Regions from separate parts of the Mus musculus genome. Here region 2 is linked to region 1. Evidence: chromatin contacts called from ENCODE Hi-C data. All regions are on one chromosome and are shown on one strand. Each heading gives the region's core, a stretch centred on a gene start or an enhancer-like site at or near the end of the contact. The rest is flanking DNA. Distances are from core to core; before and after follow the strand shown.

Region 1 (6,835 bases), core at 892-3,391:
CTTTAAGATGAGGAGGGTGGAGGTCGACATCAGAGCTTCCCTTACCTCATTCCCCACCACTACATCCTACCCAACTCTCAACTAAGACTACATTTAAAATGACCTTTGAGCTCACTTAGGTCAGCCATTAGATAAGTAGTTTAACTCCATCATAAATAAGACCTGTGAGCTCACCCTTGGTCATTTTCCTAGACCAAGACTTCACTGTGAAAATGGAAAAGGTTTGCACAGAGGCTACCTGAAGTCATTCTTTTCACCCGTGGGACACGTATCACTCCTTAAGGACACTGTCCTAAGTGGCCGGTACCAGCCAGGCCCAAGATCCCCCAGTTACAACTAAGGTTTCAGTCTCAGTACCTTAGCCATAGCATTCACCCTCGTCGGTCCACTGCATGAGCACATTTGGGGTATGGGCTTCAAGATGCATAACTGTCAGCCATCCTGGCTGAAGGGGAGACAGGTGTGTGACAGTGACACTGAGGGGACTGGAGTAGAGTGAGTGAGTAGTGTCACTTGCCAACTACACTTTGCTGGACCTTTAGCGGTGAAAGGGCAGGCAGTCTGACCCAAGGGCAGGCCAAGTCACAGCTGTAGCAATATGTTCAGACCTCAGACTAGGAGGCAGCGAGCCACCCAAGTGAGGGGCTTGGGATGTGGGCTAAGAGCAGTGGGAGGAGGGGGACAGGCTAGGAGAGGACCAAGCTCCATGACCTCTGTCCCCCTAAAATTCTAAAGCTGCTTGTCTTAGGGTTTTACTGCTGTGAACAGGCACCATGACCAAGTCAACTCTTATAAATGACAACATTTAATTGGGCCTGGCATCAGGATCAGAGGGTCAGTCCATTATCTTCAAGATGGAAGCATGGAAGCCTCCAGGCAGGCATGGTACAGGAGGAGCTCAGAGTTCTACATCTTCATCTGAAGGCCACTAGGAAAAGACTGGCTTCCAGGCAGCTAGGATGAGGGCCTTAATGCCCATACCCACAATGACTCACTTCTTCCAACAAGTCCACACCTCCAAGTAGTGCCACTCCCTGGGCCAAGCATATTCAAACCACCACACTGCTGGAGGAATAGATTGGGGTGGTACCCTAAAGTCTGGCTTCTATGTTTCCTCTCTCTCTTTCCCTCCTTCCCCCTCCCCACCCCTCATTCCCTCCCTTCTTCCTTCCCTTCCTCCCTCCCTCTTTCTTTTTTCTTCCTTTCCTTTCCTTTCCTTTCCTTTCCTCTTTCTTTCTTTCTTTCTTTCTTTCTTTCTTTCTTTCTTTGTTTTTTTTCTTTCTTGCCAGAGCAAGGTTGTCCCCCTGGTCCTGTTTCAAAACACAGCCTCCAGTCAAGCTATGGGCAGAGTCTCCCAGCCCTGCTGCCAGTCCCCCTCCCCCCTCCCCCAACTCGCGCTGCAGATGTGCATGGTGATTGAATCATTTCTGCACACCGTTGCTCACACAGCTCCCCAGAGATGTGCTACTTGCCTGTGCAAGCTGTCAGGAGATGTGTGTGCTCCAGTGCATCTGGGCCAACAGCCCATGTGTGCACATACCAGCTATGGAGAGTGCAGAGGGGTACGTAGATGTGTGTGCCGTGTGAAAACACCTTTACCTGGAGACGCTCGGGTTTACTCGCTAGGCCTGAGAAGTGGGAAAAGAAAACACAGTATTTGTAAGATGGTTGTGAGGTGCTCTTCCCACACTGGGGTGCTCCGAGTGCCCACTGTACAGTAAAAATTCTCTACCCCTGTGTCCAGGGAAAGACCCTATATGTAAGACAGCCAGATGAGTTCTCGCCTGTTTGAGGCTTCTGTCCACTGTTTTCCACTGGTGTAGCTGAAGAGGTTGGCTTCTTAGTCCCCCTTCAGCTCTCTGCAGTTCATTCTCCAGGAGGCTTTAAGTGCACGGGGCCAGCTTGACCTGAGCGTTGCCAGGAGATGATACTGTCAACAGAAACTTCTCCCAGCACGACCACCCCTGGAAATCGGGAAGACTCAGCCTGACTACCATGTCACCAGCTAAAAACTTCCATACATGTAATGGTCTCTGGTCAGGCATAGCTTCAAGAGAGGCAGTGCCTGGGGCGTTGGGCCATCTGGCAGGGGGTTGGTGGAGTGGTGGAAGAGGCTTTCCGGGAGTTTTCCAGGCTACGGGCTCCACCGCTTGGGCAGAACCTTTGGATTTTAAAGTTGAATGTGCTGCTCCTACTGAGGTGGAGTTTCCAGGCAGCTGGAGCCCTTGGATTCTGGCGTTTGGCAGGCTGCCAGAGGATGGCTAGCCCAGGCCTTCATTTTACAGATATACAAACTGAGGCCCAGCTTCTTGCCCTGTTCACACAGTGGGAGGGTAGCAGAGCAGGTACCCACCCACTGTAGACCCCCCCAGGCTAACTAGAAAGACACAAGGACAGGGATGGCAGGACCACAGAAAAGTTTCCTGATTGAGTCCACACTTAATCAGAGGGCAGCAGACTGGAAAAGGCTACCAGGTTGGTACCAGGTTCTTGGTTGGTAGAGAGCCAGGTCCTGCCTGGGTGCTAGAGCTGCTTCCACTGATGGTTTTGTCTAAAGGCACCTGGAGGCAAACACAGCTGAGTGGTGCTTCTGTGGCAGTGGGGCGACCTCTGCTGGCCGCCAACGGCTTGCCGCTTCCTGACAACAGGGTGCTGTGATGGGGTTCTGGGTGGCCTTGCAAACCACTGGCTTTGGACCAATGGGATGGAACAAGGGCTTCATTTGGGACCCAGCCATGGCTTGAGATAGGAGTACGCAGGAGACTGTGGCCACCGGTCTTGGGGGGACATGGAAAGAGCAGCATGCTAATGGCTAGAAAGGCAGAGGTTTCTAGCTTAGCCCCGCTGGCAGCCTTGCACTTCATCTCTCAAAGGCTTTGCCTCGGAACTGGGCAGCCAGTGAAAACAGTGTGTACAGAAGCCAGGCTGTCCCTTCCATGCCCCACCCCCTTTTCCTGCCTGGTGCTAACCTCTCCTCAGGCCCTAGACCCTTAGCTTTCAAGTCCTTGCACCTTGCAGTGTGGAATTCAGGCCTGCCATCTCTGTTCATTCCTGTGTTATTGGCCCCCATTCTCTACTATTGATACAAGCAGTTTCAAAGTGACACCTCAACTAAGTATAATGTTTCAAGAAGCTCAAACAAGAGCTTCATGGATTCAAGGCCAGCCTGGGCTACATACAAAGACCCCATCTGGAAAAAATAAATGTAAAGGAGTGTGCTGTGTGGGCCTCTTTCTTCAGCTTTTATTTTATAAATGAAAATATATAATAGCTAGATAACTGTAATACCAGCACTGAGGCAGGAGGATTCCCCATGAATTTGAAACCAGTCTGAACTACAATGAGATTGTATTTGGGGAGGAGGGCAGGGACTCCCTCTGTTGTTCCTGTTGTCTGTAATGTCTCCTGACAGTTACCTCTCTGATGTCCTATGAGTCTCACAAGTGTTGGAAGCCCAGCCAGGTCACACCTTGATTCCATAAGATGGAGCCCAGACCTGGACAGATATAGACCATGTCATCTAGGACAAAATCATTATGGGTTTTGGGTTCCCCAAAACAAAATCAAATGGACTGTCAAGTTGGGAACAACTTTGCCCACAGGTATCCTGAAGACCTTTGAATCCAGAGACCCTGTGGAGGTTAGCCTGATCTAGAGTGGTACTGTCTGTCTCTTTGCTATTTGCCTCCTGAAGTGAGGCCTGGGGTCTTGACAGCGTTCATAAGGGAAAAGCAGCCTTGGGGCTGAAAGGTTGCTGACCAGGGATGTGCAAGCTCCTCATACTTGCTAGAAGCTTCCGTGGGTGGGCAGAGCATCCTTAGGCTACCGAAGATATCGATATGTGCAAGCATGTGTCAAGACCTCTCTGAGTTCCTGGTCCTAAATGGCATGGCCTTCCTGGAAGATCCTCCTTGGAGGCAGAACTTGGTGGAGCCACCAGTGACTCTTGTCTCCTATCCATGGAGAAACTGAAGCTTTGAAGCCAGGGACGACTGCACAAGGCCCTCCTGTATTTTAGAGTGCAGGACACCTTCGAGCTTTTAAAATGATGGAGAAGGTAGAGGTGTTCAGAGGACTTGAGAGTCTGGAGTCAGCATCTGGCCCTCAGGATGCTGTGGTTTGTCTAGAGTGCCCCCTGCTGGCTGGTATGCCCATGGAGGTCTTTTCCTGGTTGGTTACAGGCTCTGAGCTGGGTGCTGGTATTTCAGGCCTGGGGTTTCTTTGTGCTTCCTTTCTGGGTCCCCAGCCAGTCACTCGGATGACCTGGATTTGACTTTCTGGGCTTCTTTGGCTCACTACCCTTGTCCTAGCCAGCTTTAGAAGTCAGCCACACACACACACACACACACACACACACACACCGTATATGTATGTGTGTTTGGCTGAATATATATATATATATCTCACATGCACACCAGATACCTGAGGAGCCAGAAAAGCGCGTCAGATCTCATAAAACTGGAGTTACAGATAGTTGTGAGCCATCACATGTTGCTAAGAACCAAACTCAGGTCCTCTGCAAGAATAGCAAATGTTCCTAACCATTGAGCCACTTCTCCAGCCCTAGAAAACATACACTTTACAGGAATCCTGGCTGCCATTATTTGCCCATGTTTAGAGTGAGATGATCATTCACAGGCCAAGAACCAAGATAACCTGTCCGATGGTGTTCCATGGGTCCACTTCTACCCCTTATCTCTGCCTTCCCTGTGGTTTATCTCTGTGTCACTGGAGTGCTAGCTGAGGCTCTCTGCAAGTATGCAGAGAGGAGGAGACAGCCTCTGCATGAGGCACCCCGGAAGGTGCCAGGGTGTGCTGCACCCCTCATAGCCTCCAGCAGGGACCCCCTAGGCACTCCCCAGAACCTGTCTCATAGGTTGGAACAGGGAACCCAGGATTCTGCTCTGGCTCTTACAGGATCAACTGTAAACAGAGTCACAGTTTCCTCACCTACAATGTGGGAATATTGCAGTCTCTGTCAGACTCTGATTGTCCTGCTTCAACCATCCAAATGCTGCGATTATGAACACACGCCAAGAGTCAGTTCACGAGCATACTGCTGGCCCCAGCACTGGGGATCTTGGGATTCCCGGGCAAGCAGAAGCACAAGATGGAGCAGATGGAAACACAATGTGGGGATGGGTGTAGGGATGTGGGGATGGCTGGACCAATGGTCTTAGTCAGGTTACTATTGCTGTGATAAAACATCATGACCAAAAGCAACTTGGGGAGGGAAGAGTTTATTTAGCTTCCATACACTGAGTCACAGCCCATTGAGGGAAGCCAAGGTAGAAAATCAAACAGGGGTGGGAGAGGGCTGACACAGACACAGTGAAGGGGGCTGCTTACTTACTGGGTTGCTCTTATGGCTTGCTCAACTTGCTTTCTTATAGAACCCAGGACCACCTGCCCAGGGGTGACACTACCCACAATCACCAACTAAGAAAATAATAGCCACAGGATCTTCTATCTATAATCCAATCTTTTTCTTTTCAATGTATTTTTCTTCTGTGTGCATTGATGTTTTGCCTCCGTGTATGTCTGTGTGGGGGTGTCAGATCTTGAAGTTAGACAGTTATGAGCTGCTGTGTGGGTGCTGGAAATTGAACCTGGGTCCTCTGGAAGAGCAGTCAGTGCTTTTAATGAGCCATCTCTCCAGCCCCCTACAGCCAGATCTTATGGAATTGTGATGGTTTGTATATTCTTGGACCAGGGAGTGGCACTATTTAGAGGTATGGCCTTGTTGGAATAGGTGTGACCTGGTTGGAGTAGGTGTGTCACTGTGGGTGTGGGCATAAGATCCTCACCCTAGTGGCCTGGAAGTCAGTCTTGCAACTAGCAGCCTTTGGATGAAGACTTGGAACTCTCAGCTCCTCTTGCACCATACCTGCCTAGATGCTGCCATGCTCCCACCTTGATGGTAATGGACTGAACCTCTGAACCTGTAAGCCAGCCCCAATTAAATGTTGTTTTTTATAAGACTTGCCTTGGTCATGGTGTCTGTTCACAGCACTAAAACCCTAACTAAGACAGAAGTTGGTACCAGGGACTGGGGTATTGCTGTGATAGGCCTGACCATGCTTTTATTTGAAAGAATGTGGATTTGGGGACTTGGGATTTGGAAAGCAGTGGAATGCTTTAAATGGGGCTTAATGGGTCATCCTAGTAGGAATATGGAAGACTTTGTTGCTGGGAGTAATTTGAACTGTGTTGACCTGGCCCAAGAGATTTCAAAGGAGAAGAATTTCAGAATGTGTCATAAAGACTGTTTTTGTGGTATTTTGGCTACTTTTTGCTCTTGTCTGAAAAGTCTGCCTGAGGCTAAGGTGAAGAGTCTCAGATTAATTGCATTGTCAAAGGAAGTTTCAAAAAAGCCTAGCAGAGACTTTGTTTTCTGGTTAAGTCTTATGAAGAGATGTTTGAACAAGCATAGCAAGCTTAGAAAGGAAAAATATAAAATATATGGTTCGAAGCCGGGCGGTGGTGGTGCACGCCTTTAATCCTAGCACTTGGGAGGCAGAGGCAGGCAGATTTCTGAGTTCGAGGCCAGCCTGGTCTACAAAGTGAGTTCCAGGACAGCCGGGGCTGTACAGAGAAACCCTGTCTCGAAAAAAAGTGTGTGTGTGTGTGTGTGTGTGTGTGTGTGTGTGTATTAAAGTGGTATCAGGAAGTGAAATAGAGCAAAATCCTGTGTTCTAGGAGATTAAGGGAGTGGGACCTTGGGGCAAGCTCCTACCCAGCTAAATTTAGATCCAGGCATGGTGATACACACCTTTAATCTCAGGAGACAGGCATGCTGATCTCTTGTTCAAGGTCAATCTGCATAGCAAGATCC
Region 2 (6,513 bases), core at 1,935-4,434, 170 kb before region 1:
ATCTTACCAGCCAGACAGTCCAGGGCCAAGTGGAAGCTGCACTAGAGTCTATAGCAGAGTCATGGCAGGACTGGACCAGCGCAGAGACAGACAGGAGGTCAGCACTGCAGAGTGCTGTCAGGAGATTCTGTCTCTGTCTCTGTCTCTCTCTGTGTCTCTCTCTGTGTCTCTGTCTCTGTCTCTCTCTCTCTCTCACACACACACACACTTGCACGCGCACTGAGTCACCTTTCAACAGACTATCAAGTACATCTAATGAAGAAATCAGAGACTCTTCAATAAGTGATGTCCCAACAATTGAATAATTATCTGCCAAAATGAAAATATCCACTCAGATTTTCTTTTTACTCCACATTGTACATCAAATTATTCAAAATGGATCCATGCTCTTAAGGTAAAAACTAAAACTCTACAGTGTCTGGGAGAGAAAAGAACACAAGAGAAACTATTTGTGACTTTGGATTAAGTAAAGATTTCTCAACAGTGGCAAGAAAACACCATCTATAAATTTTAAAAATGATGTCAGACTATGAAAGTGATGAACTTTGACACCACATCTAGGGGAGGTGGGTTAAGAAAATGAAAAGGAACATGAAGGAGGGAGCATGGCAGCATCCAGGCACGCATGGTGCAGAAGCTGCGAGTGCCACCTCTTGTTCTGTAGGCAGCTAGAAAACTGGCATCTAGGCATCTAGGACTAAGAATTTAAAGCCACGCCCACAGCAACACACCTACTCCAACAAGGCCACACCCACTCCATCAAAGCCACACCCACTCCAAGGCCACATCTACTCCGACAAGGCCACACCTCCTAATAGTGCCACTCCTGGACCACGAATATACAAACCATCACACACTGCTACCCCAATGCCCAAAATAAACATATTTCTTTTGAAAAGGAAGTGAAAAGACAACTACAAATAGGAAGAAAACGCTTGCAAATAAAAACTAATAGTGAAGGAGACATATTGAGGATATACAAAGAAAATCTACATCTCAATGAAACAAACAACCAGAGCAGGGTTAGCTCAATGGTGGAGCCTATGCATAGCGTTCCGGGGGGCCTTGAGTTCAATTCCCAAAGGAATAGAAAGAAAGAGGGAGGGAGGGAGAGAGGGACGGATGGACAGAGAAATAAGCTTGTTACCAAAGAGAAACAAATGAACCACTAGTCCACGAGAAGCAGCTCACTGTCATTAGTCAAAGGGGAACATGAAGGAAAACCACAGGAGACACCTCATGTACCTTATAAAAAATGGCTCTAACTAAATTAAAAAAACTTAAAAAGCAGGAAGCAACAGGCGTTAGAGAGAAGGTAGAGAAACTGAAACCTTCACCCACTGATAGTGAGCATGCAGAACTACGGACTTACTGTTGTGCTTGGCCTTGTTTTGTCTTGTGAGATGGGGTCTCACTTTGTAACCAGAGCTGCCCTTGAACCCTTGCGCCTTCTGCCTCAATCTCGGGAATGCCAGGATTCCAGAGTGTGCCACCACACCAGGCTGCAATTGCCATGTTGGAGGAGCGCCGGATAATTCCTTAAACAGTGTCCACTGACCATATAACCCTGCGGTATGAGTCCAGGAAGAAATGGAAATCTACAACCACACAAAAGGATGGTCCATAAGTGTTGGACATAGGATTATGTGGAATCGTCACACCTTGGAAGCAGTGCAAATGTTTGAGAACTGGAGACAGAAAGCACTAGAATACTCCTTATCAATGGGAAAGAGATGTCGCTAGAGAGCCATGCCCCCTGAAGCATTACACGCCGATAAGTCAGACACAGAGACGTACCATCCAGGAGGCTAAGATGGTGACTTGCTGAGGGTGCTTACTACACAAGCAAGAGGGCCTAAGTCTGGTTTTCCAGCACTCACATAAAAATGAGCCCGGCTGTGCACATCTGAGACCTCAGTGCTAAAAGTGACAGGGCTTGAGTAGAGACAGATGGACAGACAGACAGCCTAGCAGAGAAAGAGCAAGCTCAGAAACAGACTCCTCAGAAAATGAAGTGGAAAGAGAAGTTGTAGAAGACATATCATACTGACCTCCGGTTTCCATATGCACACACACACATGCATATTCACTGGAACATACATGTGCACAGCCACACACATAAACATATGTGCACGCAAAAAAAAGTCATAATGTTTTAAGTACATTAATGATTTTGTATTGGGCCGCATTCCTAACTGTCATGGGATACATTGGCCTGAGGGAGTGATTCCCAGCCTTCCTGATGCTGTGACCTTTTAATGAAGTTGCTCATGCTGTGGTGACCCCCATTAAAATTATTTTCATTGCTACTTCATATCTGTAAGTTGCTTACCTTATGGATTGTAATGTAAACATTTTTAGAGATAGAAGTGTGACAAAGAGGTCACAACCTACAGGCTGAGAACCATGGCCTAAGGCCAGACCTGGGTGCTTAGTAAGGGCTTGCTTACACCCCACCCCAGGGACACTAATCAGAAACAGACAAGGGTGACCAACATCTTTCCAAGTTATTTGGATGCTCTTCAACACTGGAGTCCCAATACTCAAAGTTCACCCCAACCTGAGTTAGCAAACGCACTGTGCAGGACCATGGCCAGCGGTCCTAAAAGCCACCACTAGGCCTCTGTCCCCTCCACACAGCTCTCAGCATAAAAATCACTAATGAGGGAGAAGAGGCTGGAGAGATGGTTAAGAGCACTGGCTGCTCTTCCAGAGGTCCTGAGTTCAATTCCCAGCAACCACATGGTGGCTCACAACCATCTGTAATGGGATCTGATGCCCACTATTGGCATGCAGGTATACATGCAAATACAGCAGTCATAAACATAAAATAAATAAATCTGAGAAGGAGGAGGAGGAGGAAGAAGAGGAAGAGGAAGTAGATAACACCAGTGGGGATGTTTCCAAGTTCATTTCCATTTCCCCACAGGAAACTTTCACCAGAATGAATCAAAAGTTGAACCAGCAATTTCCCCCGCCCCCCATGAGTTCACACACACACACACACACACACACACACACATACTCGTGTGAGAAGCATCGTGTCCAAGCAGTAAGACAGCCTGGCTGTCTTGCTTTGGCCCCTCACCTGTCAGGCTCGGCTCTACCCCACCCAGGCACAGCCTGCCAAGGCAGTGAGTAGTGATAGGTGGCTATTGTCTCTGTGTCTTCTTTGGCAGACAGAGCTCTGACACTGGAGCCTGACAGCCTCTGAGACCTTTGTCTCCCAGGCATGGCCAGTGGCCATAATTGATATGGATGTCAGGGCTGCCGTCCTTGCCCAAGCTGGCAATTAGCGCTTGTGTTGGTGGCTGCCAGGGATTCCTGATGCTGCAGAGCAAAGACTTGTCAGGTTTGTGGCCACGCGGCTCATTATATCGGGGACATGGGCTCCCTGCCCCCACCTTCTCTGATCTCTCTGAAGCAGAGAGGGTAGCTGAGCCACCTTGTCACTTCCATCCTTTGTTCAAGAAGGTAGAGTGGAGCTGATGGTGACAGTCCATCTCCATCTATAGGTCCTGGGTCCTACACAGAGTGACCAGTGGGAAGGCTGTGAGAGAACTCAGGGTTACCAGACAACTACAGCAGTGAGGGGCATATGCCTTCAGGAGTCGGGCAGGCACAGCCCATACAGTAACATGGCTGGGCTGGATGGCACTCATGCTCAAGTCCCTTGTCAAAAAGGTGAGCAGCGGGCCAGATCCAAATTCTCTAAACTGTGGGTCACATCCACTAGTAGCACAGATAGATAATTTAGTGGACCAAGGCATCATTTTAAAGACCAAGAACAGGAGCTGGAAAGACAGTGCAGTGGTTAAAAGCATTTATTACGCTAACAGAGGACAGACATTGGGTTCCCAGCACCCACATGGTGGCCCACAACCATTTGTAGCTCCAGTTCCTGGGGATCCAAAACTCTTCTGACCGCCAAAGGCTCCTACTTGAATGTCACACACACACACACACACACACACACACACACACACACACACACACACACACATAATTACATATTTAAAAATAAATAAAAATGGCTCAGTGGATAAAAGCTAACCATGCAAACATAAGGACTAGAGTTTGCATCCCCCAAACCCACATAATAGCCAAGCAAGCATGGTAGCCATCTGTAATCCTGCCACTCAGGAGGCAGAGATCGGGCAGGGGGTTCCTCAGGACAAGGCTAACTAGACCAGTTGGAACTGAAGAACTTTGGATTAAGTGAGAGACCCAGTGCCAATATATAAAGTAGGGAACAATCAAGGAAGCCCATAAATGCTAACGTCAGTCCTCATGTGCATGTGCACAGAAACATACACACATTCAAGCATGCACATGCGCACATCACTATACAGAGAGAGAGACAGAGACAGAGACACAGAGAGAGACTAGAGTAGAATAAAAGCTAGAAGATTAAAATAGAGTAGACTCACATGCATTTCCTGAACTGAAGACAAGTGCAGTCTCCTTAAATTTTGTTCAATTATGCACGCATAACATATAAATGAGTGTTGTACAACACAAAAGGTTTCTCGGGTTGTAGGTTCACAACCCACAAGTGACAAGGATGGGGCTGGCTACTCCAACCATTCCAGGGATCTCGGTTAAAGAGGACTCTAGAGGAAGTTAAAGTAGAGGAAGGCTCAGGTGTCTTCAGGAAATTTCCAGATTTGTTGCAGTAAGAGGTAAGCAAAGCAGTCGCTTAGGGCCAAGGGTTCCCACCTGCCCTTCCTGGCCCAGTCCTTTAAGCATCTGTGAACTGGGTTGTCTGGGCAGGAAATGAGGTGCCTCTGCTGGCATCTTGGGTGCAGGCCTCCTTGCTCCCTGCTTGAGAGCCAAGCCACACTAAATGAGGGATGCTGGGATACAAGGACTCTGCTAGTTCTGTGTACATGCGAAGGAATAGACATCAGTGTAGGATATTGCACAGAAGCACACAGCAGATCCCATCACAATCATGTAACACCTACATCTAACCCAACAACAACAACAGCAACAGCAATCTATCCTGGTGTGTCAAGAACTGCAGAATCCCTTAACTTCCAGGGACCATTCACAGAAAACACCATTCACTGACCCCTGCCTCGCACGTGACAGTTTACACTGCACTTTCCTGTACATCTTATACACTCATCGCTGTAGGGTCCTCCTCCCAGCTCCCAAGTCACAGTTGAGAAAACAGAAGCCCAGAGATGCCCAGCAGCCTGCTCAGGGACGTGCAGCTAACAAGAAGATTAGCTAAGAGGCCACTCAGCCTGCCTGAGCTCAGCCCCACCCACCTCCGCCCTATTTATTAAACCACGCCTCCCTGAACAGTTTGGGATCTGACAAGCGTAGTCATTTTGGAAAAAAATCCCCTGCCAAGCCAAGTCAAATTTGACAGAGTTCAATAAGGGCTTTATATTCTCTCTTTGCTATTAAATCATACTTTCTTTTAAAAAGCTTGAAGCTACACAATTCACTACTGAAGCAGCCTGTTCCAGACGCTGGTAAGGTCAAGACTGGTTTCCACCCTCAAAGTGTGCCTGGCCCCACCCCCGCCCCGCCCCCTGCTACCCCAGTGAGGCTGTATGGGCCCTGAAGACAATTATCTGCCCTGAAAGCCGGCCCCTCTCCAGACAAAGGCACTCCCCCACTCACATTTATCAGTTTTATTCCCTTAATGATTCAAACTTGTGCTGCGATGTGCAGCTCAGAACGGAGGGTTTCATGGATTTAACAGTTTTATTAATTTAGGAGGTTTCCACTGAGCGCCAGAATGGCTCAGTGTGACAAAGAAGGTATCATAAATGAATTGATTTGTCACGTATCAGAATGTGATCCAGCAGAGATTTCATTATTGGAGTTATTTTCCTCCAATTATCTGCAAACTTAAAATGCTAAAGAGCACCCCCCTCCACCCCCACCCCCAGCAGCAGCCGGCCTGGATCATTTGAGCAGGAAATAAATGGAAATCAATGGCCCAAATTTGCTGCCACATGCAAAGGCCGCCCAGCCTCCCTCCTCCCTCTGTGTAGCCACTTGGGGAAAACAAAGCCAGGGCACAGAGGCCACAAAGGCCACCTGCAGCCTTGAGGCATGCTGTGCCTGTGGGACTGAGTCTTATCCCAGGGCCCTGGCCCCAGATGACCAAAGAACAGCGCTAGGCAGCAGCCTGCCTGGCAACACCAGCAACCGAGCACAGGGTGGGGGCTGGGGGTGACTATGGAATGAATGAGTGCTGAGCAGGGAGCCTGGATCATCCCAGACACTCAGAAACTGTCACACCACATCAAATGTGGGTTCGCTTGCACTCCCAGGCCACCAGATGCTGTTAGCCTCGGCCTGGGGATCCCCACTCACCCCAGCCCTCTCCTCTACTGTCCAGTCTTTCACTGCAGGCTGGTCCCTCCTCCCCTTGGGTCCCTGCTTCCTCTCTGGCCCAGGTTCCAAGCCAGCCTTTCCTATTCCTGCCCACTGAATCTCCTATCTACCCCACACAGCCCCTCCTCCCGTGCCTCAGTTTCCTTATCACCA

The links. A loop is a pair of places that touch in the nucleus more often than their neighbours do.
Region 2: a map of adrenal gland shows a loop between it and region 1 (2.8-fold over the local background). The contact joins two enhancer-like sites. A Hi-C loop is called at or near these places in 7 of 37 maps with a recorded cell type or tissue (T-helper 1 cell, adrenal gland, gastrocnemius and 1 more).

Annotation. Positions count from the first base shown.
Region 1 is chr14:25,563,311-25,570,145 of GRCm38, forward strand. The region is part of intron 3 of Zmiz1 (zinc finger, MIZ-type containing 1); the gene reads left to right. Among named protein-coding and RNA genes, the nearest start is that of 4931406H21Rik, 20 kb to the right of the region's middle. Within about 2 kb of position 2,142, at least 2 of the 3 ENCODE cell types and tissues checked have a DNase peak (open chromatin) inside an H3K27ac peak, as active enhancers do; they include heart, where a contact is called at or near this core.
Region 2 is chr14:25,391,852-25,398,364 of GRCm38, forward strand. The region is part of intron 1 of Zmiz1os1 (a long non-coding RNA gene); the gene reads right to left. Among named protein-coding and RNA genes, the nearest start is that of Gm32645, 6.6 kb to the right of the region's middle. Within about 2 kb of position 3,185, at least 1 of the 3 ENCODE cell types and tissues checked has a DNase peak (open chromatin) inside an H3K27ac peak, as active enhancers do; it is heart, where a contact is called at or near this core.